Regions from separate parts of the Homo sapiens genome. Here region 2 is linked to region 1. Evidence: read pairs that join two places in POLR2A ChIA-PET (ENCODE). Cell type or tissue: PC-9. All regions are shown on one strand. Links, peaks and the distances in the headings refer to the core of each region. The heading gives the core; the rest is flanking DNA. Region 1 has its middle 6.1 kb from the start of LIN28A. Region 2 overlaps UBXN11 (UBX domain protein 11).

Region 1 (4,388 bases), core at 112-4,111:
CTTGGGAGGCTGAGGCAGTAAAATTGCTTGAACCCGGGAGGCAGATGTTGCAGTGAGCTGAGATTGCGCCATTGCACTCCAGCCTGTGTGACAAGAGCAAAAACTCTATCTCGAAAAAAAAAAAGAAAGAAAACAACTGAGGATGTTTTAATGACAAACAAGACAGTAAACGGAGAAAGGCAGTTAGAGAGTCCAGGGAAAATAAAAAGTGGTAGAAGAAAGGAAATTTTCCTGTAGTCCCAGCTACTTGGGAGGCCAAGGTGGGAGGATTGCTTGAGCTCAGGGGTTGGAGTCCAGCATGGAAAACATAGCCAGACCTCATCTCTAAAAACAAAAGAAATAAAAAAAGAAAATTTTCACCTAGTATACTACTTGGCAATGCAATGAACATTTCCATAATCGTGACAGCATAAACATTGGTTATCAATTTAGTTGAAAGTGGTTATTTAACTACATTGGGAGGAAGGGGACAGGAGAGATGGGCCCTGTAAGAGAGGTAAGTCCTCATCTACCATAACAGGAAATCAATAGATAATATCTAAAATCAATAAATGAAGGAACAGACATGCATGCATATTATTTAGAGGTATAGAAATGTTCTCCAGAAGAAATGGCTGAAAGAGTGGTTGCTTCATGGGAGTGGAGGAGGTGGAGTGGCCAAAGGACTTCATTATAATTCTTTCAATATTAATTGAACCATATGCATTCATTACTTTACAGTGTTTTTTAATTTTTAATTTTTGTGGGTACATAGTAGGTGTACATATTTATGAGGAACTACAGTATTTCTTAAAAAGTGAAGAAGAATATTGGAGTGAGTTCCACCTGGGATCCACCCCTTATGTTCCGTAAGTTGAGACAAGTCACTTAACTTCAGTAAGTCTCGGTTTCCTCTCCAGTAAAGTGGGGACCATATTAGGATGTTTGAGGACTGAAAGGGACAATACACACAAAGCATTTGATGTATGCCTGGTGTAAATTCATCACACAATAAACAGTAACTGCAGAATCAGGGAAGAATAGGTTCAAGGTTCAGACTAAAGTAGCATTGAGAAATGAAAGCTTTTGGATACACCTGCCTCCTGCCTCCATGGCATATGACAATCATTGGATACAAACAAACGGGCACCAGGTGAATGACAGTTGTGTGGGTTGTGACCCACAAACCAGACTTGGGGATTGCTGGAAGGATCAGCAGCCATGAGGAAATCACAGTTGGGTGTCATGAGTTCCACTGCAAGAGGACGCCTGGAGAGTTACAGTTCCTGGACAGTGAGCTATAGCAGGATCATCATTTTCTCTTCCTGCCTATGCCTTGTGGGGGATGTGTCAAAAGAAAAAGATTTAGAGGCTGTCAGGGTGAGGGTCGGAGGTCAGCTGGGGTCAGGAAGTCTATTTCACTGAGGTCACTCTCGTCTCCTTTCAATCTAATGAAGCCATTATTGGTGAAAGCAAGTGCCTGGCATCCTGCTCTGTGAAGCAGGGCCAGCACGGGGAGCACACTGAAAGAAGGGTGGGACCCCCTTGGCTTGTTCTCCTGCCACTGCCAACTCAATAGGCCTGAGAAGGAAGAGGCACACGATCCTGCTCGATGCAGGAAGCCCTAGTCCCTGAGTGGGATGAGGATGACAGCATGGGGCAAAAACAGATTGTTTCTCTGTGTAATAGGAATGGGGGAATGGGAGATCTCTCTCTCTCTCTCTCTCTCTCACAGACACGCACACACACACACACACTCTGTCTCTCTCACACACACTTATACAGATCATATCATCTAAAAATGTCAATGTCAGAACTGGAAGAAACATTTGTCTAACAACAAATCTAACTCTCATTTTACCCTCAAAGGTACAACTGGGCGCTTTTCTTGAGATCACAGAGCAAATTAGGAGGCTGGGGCCGGGTGTGGTGGCTCACACCTGTTATCTCAGCACTTTGGGAGGCCAAGACAGAAGGATTGCTTGAGCCGAGGAGTTCAAGATCAGCTTGGGCAACATAGACCTTCTTTCTACAAAGTTTTAAAATTTTTTTAAAATTTAGCTAGGCATGGTGGTGCACACCTGCAGCCCCAGCTACTCAAGAGGCTGAGGCAGGAGGATTGCTTGAGACTGGGAGATCAAGGTTGCAGTGAGCATGATCGTGACACTACACTCCAACCTGGGCAACAGAGCCAGACTCTATCTCAAAAACAAACAGAAATAATTAGGCTGGAACACAAACAAAAATCAGGCTGAACTAGATGCATAGACACATTTTACTTAACTATTTGTTTATTGTCTGTCTCTCTCTTCTAGAATGTTAGTACTATGAGTCAGAAATTTCATCTGTATTGTTCACTAATGTATTTACTGTGCTTCAGATGGTGCTGCCTGATACACAATATTTGTTTAATAAATACTTGTTAGGTATGTGAGTGAATGAATAGATGAATAAATAGAAATAGATGCTGTATTGCCTTCATGGTGAATTACAGAGTATACTGCCATGCTTTGAAAAGCTCTGTCCCAGCCGGGCGCGGTGGCTCATACCTGTAATCCCAGCACTTTGGGAGGCTGAGGCGGGTGGATCACGAGGTCAGGAGATTGAGACCATCCTGGCTAACACGATGAAACCCCATCTCTACTAAAAATAAAAAAATTAGCCCGGCGTGGTGGTGGGCGCCTATAGTCCCAGCTACTCGTGAGGCTGAGGCAGGAGAATGGCGTGAACCCGGGAGGTGGAGGTGGCAGTGAGCCGAGATAGCGCCACTGCACTCCAGCCTGGGCGACAAAGTGAGACTCCATCTCAAAAAAAAAAAAAAGAAAGAAAGAAAACCTCTGCATAGGAAACATAGTTAACATACCTTTCCAAATGATGTCACTCTATAAATGTTTTGAAACTGATAATACGTATTATTCATCCCATGGAATTACTATCTGGAGGGACACACTATGGGAAATATTTCTCTCAAATGCATACCATCATTCATGTTAGAAGATGGTCAGGATATTACACTCCGAACACCACTCTCGACTGTACCACAGAATTCTCAGAGTACTTCAGAAATGGGAGCTGAGTGTGGATGATTACCCAGAAGAGGACTTGCTTTGGCTCTGGCCAGCTCTTTGACTTAGAAAGCCAAGGAGCTATAGGAAGAATGATCAGTAGAAATGACAGGCTAGGCCAGGTGTGGTGGCTCATGCCTGTAATCCAAGCACTTTGGGAGGCCGGGGCGGGCGGGTCATCTGAGGTGAAGCATTCAAAACCAGCTGGCAAACATGGTGAAATGCTGTCTCTACTTAAAAAAAAAAAAAAAAAAAATTAGCCAGGGATGGTGGTAGGCACCTGTAATCCCAGCTACTTGGTAGTCTGAGGAAGGAGAATTGCTTGAACCCAGGAGGCAGAGGTTGCAGTGAGCCGAGATCATGCCATTGCACTCCGACCTGGGCAACTAGAGTGAGACTCTGTCTTAAAAAAAAAAAAAAAAAAAAAAAAAAAAAAAAAGGACAGGCTAGAGCTGTGGCCCATGGAAAAGAAATCACAAACTTGGGTCCTATATTTATCAACTAGGTGGAATATATAGTCTCCTTCCAGTCTTTTTGTCTGCCTGTATATTTTTTCACTATTGGTAAAATGGTGATGGCACTAGTCATGATAACAACATACTAGAACTGTGGGAATAATATGGGCTTTGCAGTCAAAGATGTGTGAGTTCAAATCTGCCTCTGCCATGTATTAGTTGAGCAACATTAGGCAAGCTATTAATATACTGATTCGATTAAGCTTTAGTTTCCTCTCCTGTAAAGTAAAAATTTAATACTTATTCTTCAGCATTATTGAGAGTCTTGAATGAGATTTTAAAAAGGTGCCTGTATTCCTGATAAATGCTGGCTGTCGTTATTATTATCTAGCAGAATGCTCATTCCACAGAGGCAGGAATTTTTGTTTGTATTGCACTTTGATGTATTCTCAACAATTAGAACAATGTCTGCCACGGAAGAAGTGCTCAGCAAATATTTGTCAATTATTGGATGGATTGTTATTATTATTAAGACCTCTTGCAGCTCTTTTATGAAGCTATAAACCTGCGCAAAAGGAACTTAGCAAAATGCCTTAAGGAAAGGGATGTTCTTTGTGTTGATACCGGACACCCTTGTCTTCTCTAAAGAGTACATTTACCCTCCTTTTACCTAGATATTATTACTCTCAGAAACCAGTACACAAGAAACCTACAATGCTTAGCTATTTCAGTCTTGTCTTCCTAAGTAGACTATAACTTCTTGGAAGGCAGGGAATATTTTTTCTTTCCTTTTTTACTTTTGTATATCCTCATGCTACTTAGTGTGTACTACTTTTTACATGTCAGCTGGGCACGGTGGCTCACACCTGTAATCCCAGCACTTTGGGAG
Region 2 (4,388 bases), core at 118-4,117, 100 kb before region 1:
AGAAACCCTGTCTCTACTAAAAATACAAAAATTAGCCAGGCATGGTGGTGTGTGTCTGTAGTCCCAGCTACTTGAGAGGCTGAAGTGGGAGGACTGCTTGAGCCTGACAGGTCGAGGCTGCAGTAAGTAGTGATTTGCACCGCTGCACTCCAGGCTGGGCAACAGAGCAAGGCAGTCTCCAAAAAAAAAAAAAACAAAAAAAAAACCTGAGAGAAAAAAGGAGGTGGTGATGACAGCTAAGAGACAGAGCCTAGAAGCAGAGGGTAATGGGAGGGCAGCAGCTTGGTGCCTAAGAGCTTGGTGGAGGTCCTGAGAAGGAAGGAGCAGTGGACAGTATAGGACACTGCTGGCAGAGAAGTAAAATAAGATAGGCAAGTCCTCATCTGTTACCTTGGTAGGGACAGATATTGGCTGGGAGTGGGAGAGGAGGGGATGACAGGGGAAAGCAGGGAGAGGACACCTGGAGCTCTTTCAAAGAGAGAACCTGGTTGCCATGGTTACTACTGAAAGTGACCTGGCTGGGTATGGTGGCTCATGCCTGTAATCCCAGCACTTTGGGAGGCTGAGGCAGGAGGACTGATTGTGCCTGGGAGGCTGAGGTTGCAGTGAGCCATGATCGCACCACTGCACTCCAGCCTGGATGACAGAGCAAAACCCTGTCTCAAAAAAAATAAAATAAAAAAGAAAGTTGACCCCAGCCAGGGTATAGGAGATCTTGGCTTTGTGGTGAAATGGCCGCAGAACCTTAGGCCAGGCTCTTCCTGTCTCTTTTTCCACCTCAATTCCCTCCTCCGGTAAAATGGAAGGGGCCTGAGGGAGAATCATCAGGCCCTTCCCTATGGCTGGCCTCCTGATGGGCAGCCACCACACTGAGCACCTCGCGTGACAGGCGCTGGCCAGGGGCCCTCCACCGAGGAGCATCTCATTGAATCCTCCCAACACGCTGCCCTCGCTGTTCCCATGCCCACTTCACAGAGGAGGCCTCAGAGACAGAGAGATGCGAAGTTGCTTGCTCAAGATACCACAGCTAGTGAGCTAGTGGAAAGTTCTAACCTTATCCCCAGCATCCCCAGATCCCGCCCAGCACTCTGCAGGGCTCATCCCTGCCTGCCCATGTCTCCCCTTTTCTCAGACCTGCTAAATCCCCACTCTGGGAAGCCACCCTGATTAGCCCCATCCCACTTTAGGTGCCTCCATGAGCTCAGCATTGCCACAGCCCTCTGCCAAGCTAAGCAGACTGTCTAGGCGACTTTGGGCCTTGCCAGAGCCCTGCAGAAGCAGGAAGCTGAGCTCTACCCTCAGACTTCATCCCTCTCTGACCCTGAATCCTGAGCCCACTGATATCACACCTGGTAACTATAGCCACAGCCTGGCCTGGGGCTGGGGCTGGGGCTGGGCCTCGGCCTCCTGAGCTAAGGGTGGGGCTTGTGTGGCTTTATGCCAAGCCAGGTCCCTGCCACAATCAGCCAGGAGTGGAAGCAGCTGCCTCAGACCAAACAGGCGAGAGGAAGGGCCATGCCTCCCTAGGCCTTGCCCCGTCTCTGGGGCCCCCTCCTGCAGCCAGGACCCAGACCCTTCAGGCCTCTGCTCTCACCTTGCCGACTCACAGGGGCACCTATGCCGCCATAGCAGGAAGGGACTGAGATCTTTTCTTCTGAGCCACACCCATCACTCAACATGTCCACCTCATCTTCTGCAGACAGGGATGCCTAGGTCACCGCTCTGGGGCGGAGACCCAGAGGAAACTCAGGCCCTGGGCCCTCGCCAGTGTGACGCGGCCTATGCACTGTGCCCCAGGGAGTTTGAGGAGAGAGAATTCACAAGGCTGGGGAGCAAGGATCCAACCAGAATGGGGCTGTTTTGGAGTTCTTCCAGTCCTGCTCCCAGGGGGACTGGCATGGCCAATGCCAATGCCATGGTGGAGAGTTGGGGGGCAGGGATCCAAAGGCCTGAGCTACAAGAGTCAGGGTGGCAATGTGTGGACAGGCCTCCCGGGAGAAAGGCTGTCACACTGGAGGAGGCTGGAGGGGGAAGGGGGGCTGGGATCCAAACCCCTGGGCTGGGTAATCTCTTGGCCCTCACTTGGTTTCTAGGCACACACTGGCCAGTCCCACAGTGGGTCAAGGGGTTCAAATGTGAGTGGCAACATCTGTGCCAAGGGTATGGGGCCTCCTAATCTGAGAGCTTCCAGGAGGGAAGCCCAGCCCTCAGGGAGGACAGCATGGGAGCTGCACAGAACACGGTGGAGGCCGCTGCTCCAGCTGACAAGGGCCTTTCTCGTGTGATTTCTCTCCATCGGTCCAACTGTAGGAGGTGCAAGCACATGAGAGGCGAAGAGGGCACGAGGGCGGGGCACACTTACCATCTCCATAGATGCGGATTCCTCGCCTCCTGGGAACCCAGGCAGGAAGAAGGAAGAAATATAAGTTAGGGCCCCTGGAATGATACCAGGGATAAGGCTCTGGGCACCGGACTTCAGCCAAAGCTCAAAGAGATGGAAGCAGGGCCTCTAACTCCTGAGGACTTCCAGCCCCAAATCCCAGCCCCAGCCTGGGGTGAGACAAGGGACAGGCTTCGAGGTGTCTGACTTCACCCAGTGGAGAAGGATGGGGAAGGGGTGAAGAGCAGAGTCTTAGGTGGGAAGACTACAAGGCTTGCAAAGCCCATGAGCTCAGCCCCAGCTCTGCTCTGCAAAGGCTGTGAGGCCTGTTGCTTAACCTCTCTGAATCTTCTAGGCCTTAGAATGACTCAAAGTGGGGCCAGGCGCGGTGGCTGGTAATTCCAGCACTTTGGGAGGCCGAGGTGGGCAGATCACGAGGTCAGGAGATCGAGACCATCCTGGGTAACACAGTGAAACCCGTCTCTACTAAAAATACAAAAAATTAGCCAGGTGTTATAGCATGCGCCTGTAGTCCCAGCTACTGAGGCTGAGGCAGGAGAATCGCTTGAACTCAGGAGGCACAGGTTGCAGTGAGCCAAGATCGTGCCACTGCAATCCACAGCCTGGGCGACAGAGCGAGACTTGGTCTTTAAAAAAAAAAAAAAAAAAAAAAAAAAAAAGACTCAAAGTGGTATTCCAGAGAGCAAGAAGGAAGAGAGGTAAAAAATGTTTTGAAAACATGAAAGTGCTAGACAGATGTAAAAGATTCCCTTTACTGAACCCCACACAGGGCCTGGCCCAGGATAGGTCCGTAGACCATCTGTGTTTGCAGAATTAATCAATGAACAGTGAATGAACAGATGGGATGCCAAGCCACTCCTACAGGGCCCATACCTTACTAAAAGCACAACCCAGTTTATGCTCAGATCCAAAGTTGGGTGCCCCAGAAGAAGGTATAAAGAAAAAGACAGTGGTCAGGGAAGGCTATGTGGCCCTTCTTTGTATTCCCCAAGACACTAGGAGTCACTGTCCTCTGGCCATGGAAGGATAGAAGAGGATACAGAGGCGGGGACAGAAAGACCCCTGAGGCTGGCTCCTTACCCAGGATTCATAGGCTCCGAGGGCAGGGGCACTTTTCGGGTCTTGCTAAGGGAGGCCAAAGGTGAGCTCATAGTTCTACTTCTAGAATCCAGCTGTCAGGAACTCCCTAGAGGAATGCAGGAAGTCAGCCCCTGGGGACAGACTCAGGGCTCCAAGCCCAGGGGGTAGCCTGAAGTTTCCACTTCCCTGGCTACTCTTCCTAATGGGAAGCGCTGTCTAGGCAGCAGTACCTTTTGCCTCTTCCACTGTCTCCACAGAGGTTTCTGGAAGTTTCTGTTATCTGCCTGCTCCTCTGGGTATACGGCTTTCTGCTCTGAACTGAGAGACCTTTGGCCTGGTGGTGCTTGGGAAAGTACTGTGAGGGTGGGATGGGATGCAGAAATGAGTCAGAAGCCTGGAACTTTCCCAAACTTAGAGCCTGAAAATGCTACTACCCAGGAGGCTGTCCGTCCATCAGCCAGCTGGGTGACACAAAGCCCAAGTATCTCCTTCCCTCCCACCAGAAACCAGGTGCCACTCCCAACATCTCAGAGCCAGAGAGGCCAACCCACAGGCAGGATTCAATCAAGACACAGGCCGAGGTGGGTGGATCGCCTGAGGTCAGTGGTTCGAGATCAGCTGTCCGACATGGTGAAACCCTGTCTCTACTAAAAACACAAAAATTAGCTGGGCGTGGTGGCGTGCTCCTGTAGTCCCAGCTACTTGGGAGTCTGAGGCACGAGAATCGCTTGAACCCAGGAGGTGGGGAGGATGCAATGAGATGAGACTGCACCATTGCACTCCAACCAACCTGGGCAACAAGAGCGAAACTCCATCTCAAAAAAAAAAAAAAAAAAAAAGACACAGTCCATGTGACACCAAGGTTAAGATGCCAGGTTTTGCCACTCACTGGAGTAACCCACCCTCA

Evidence for each region. Peaks named below come from ENCODE experiments on the same cell type or tissue, not always from the same donor. Only the 100,000 strongest peaks of a DNase experiment are listed, where the experiment ranks them.
Region 2: POLR2A ChIA-PET joins it to region 1 with 6 read pairs; 8 of 35 experiments call an interaction of 5 or more read pairs at or near these places.

The regions. Positions count from the first base shown.
Region 1 is chr1:26,402,528-26,406,915 of GRCh38, forward strand. No RefSeq gene overlaps it. Among named protein-coding and RNA genes, the nearest start is that of LIN28A, 6.1 kb to the right of the region's middle. In PC-9, for the core only: no CTCF peak of the experiment used is centred there; DNase peaks (open chromatin) are centred at 2,394 and 2,874.
Region 2 is chr1:26,299,332-26,303,719 of GRCh38, forward strand. UBXN11 (UBX domain protein 11) reads right to left here. Exons shown (of 15, transcript NM_001389556.1): 2 at 3,482-3,587; 3 at 2,363-2,391; 4 at 1,595-1,693. The coding sequence starts at 3,552. Among named protein-coding and RNA genes, the nearest start is that of UBXN11, 5.1 kb to the right of the region's middle. RefSeq lists an enhancer at 3,213-4,388. In PC-9, for the core only: no CTCF peak of the experiment used is centred there; a DNase peak (open chromatin) is centred at 3,950; H3K27ac peaks cover 923 bases.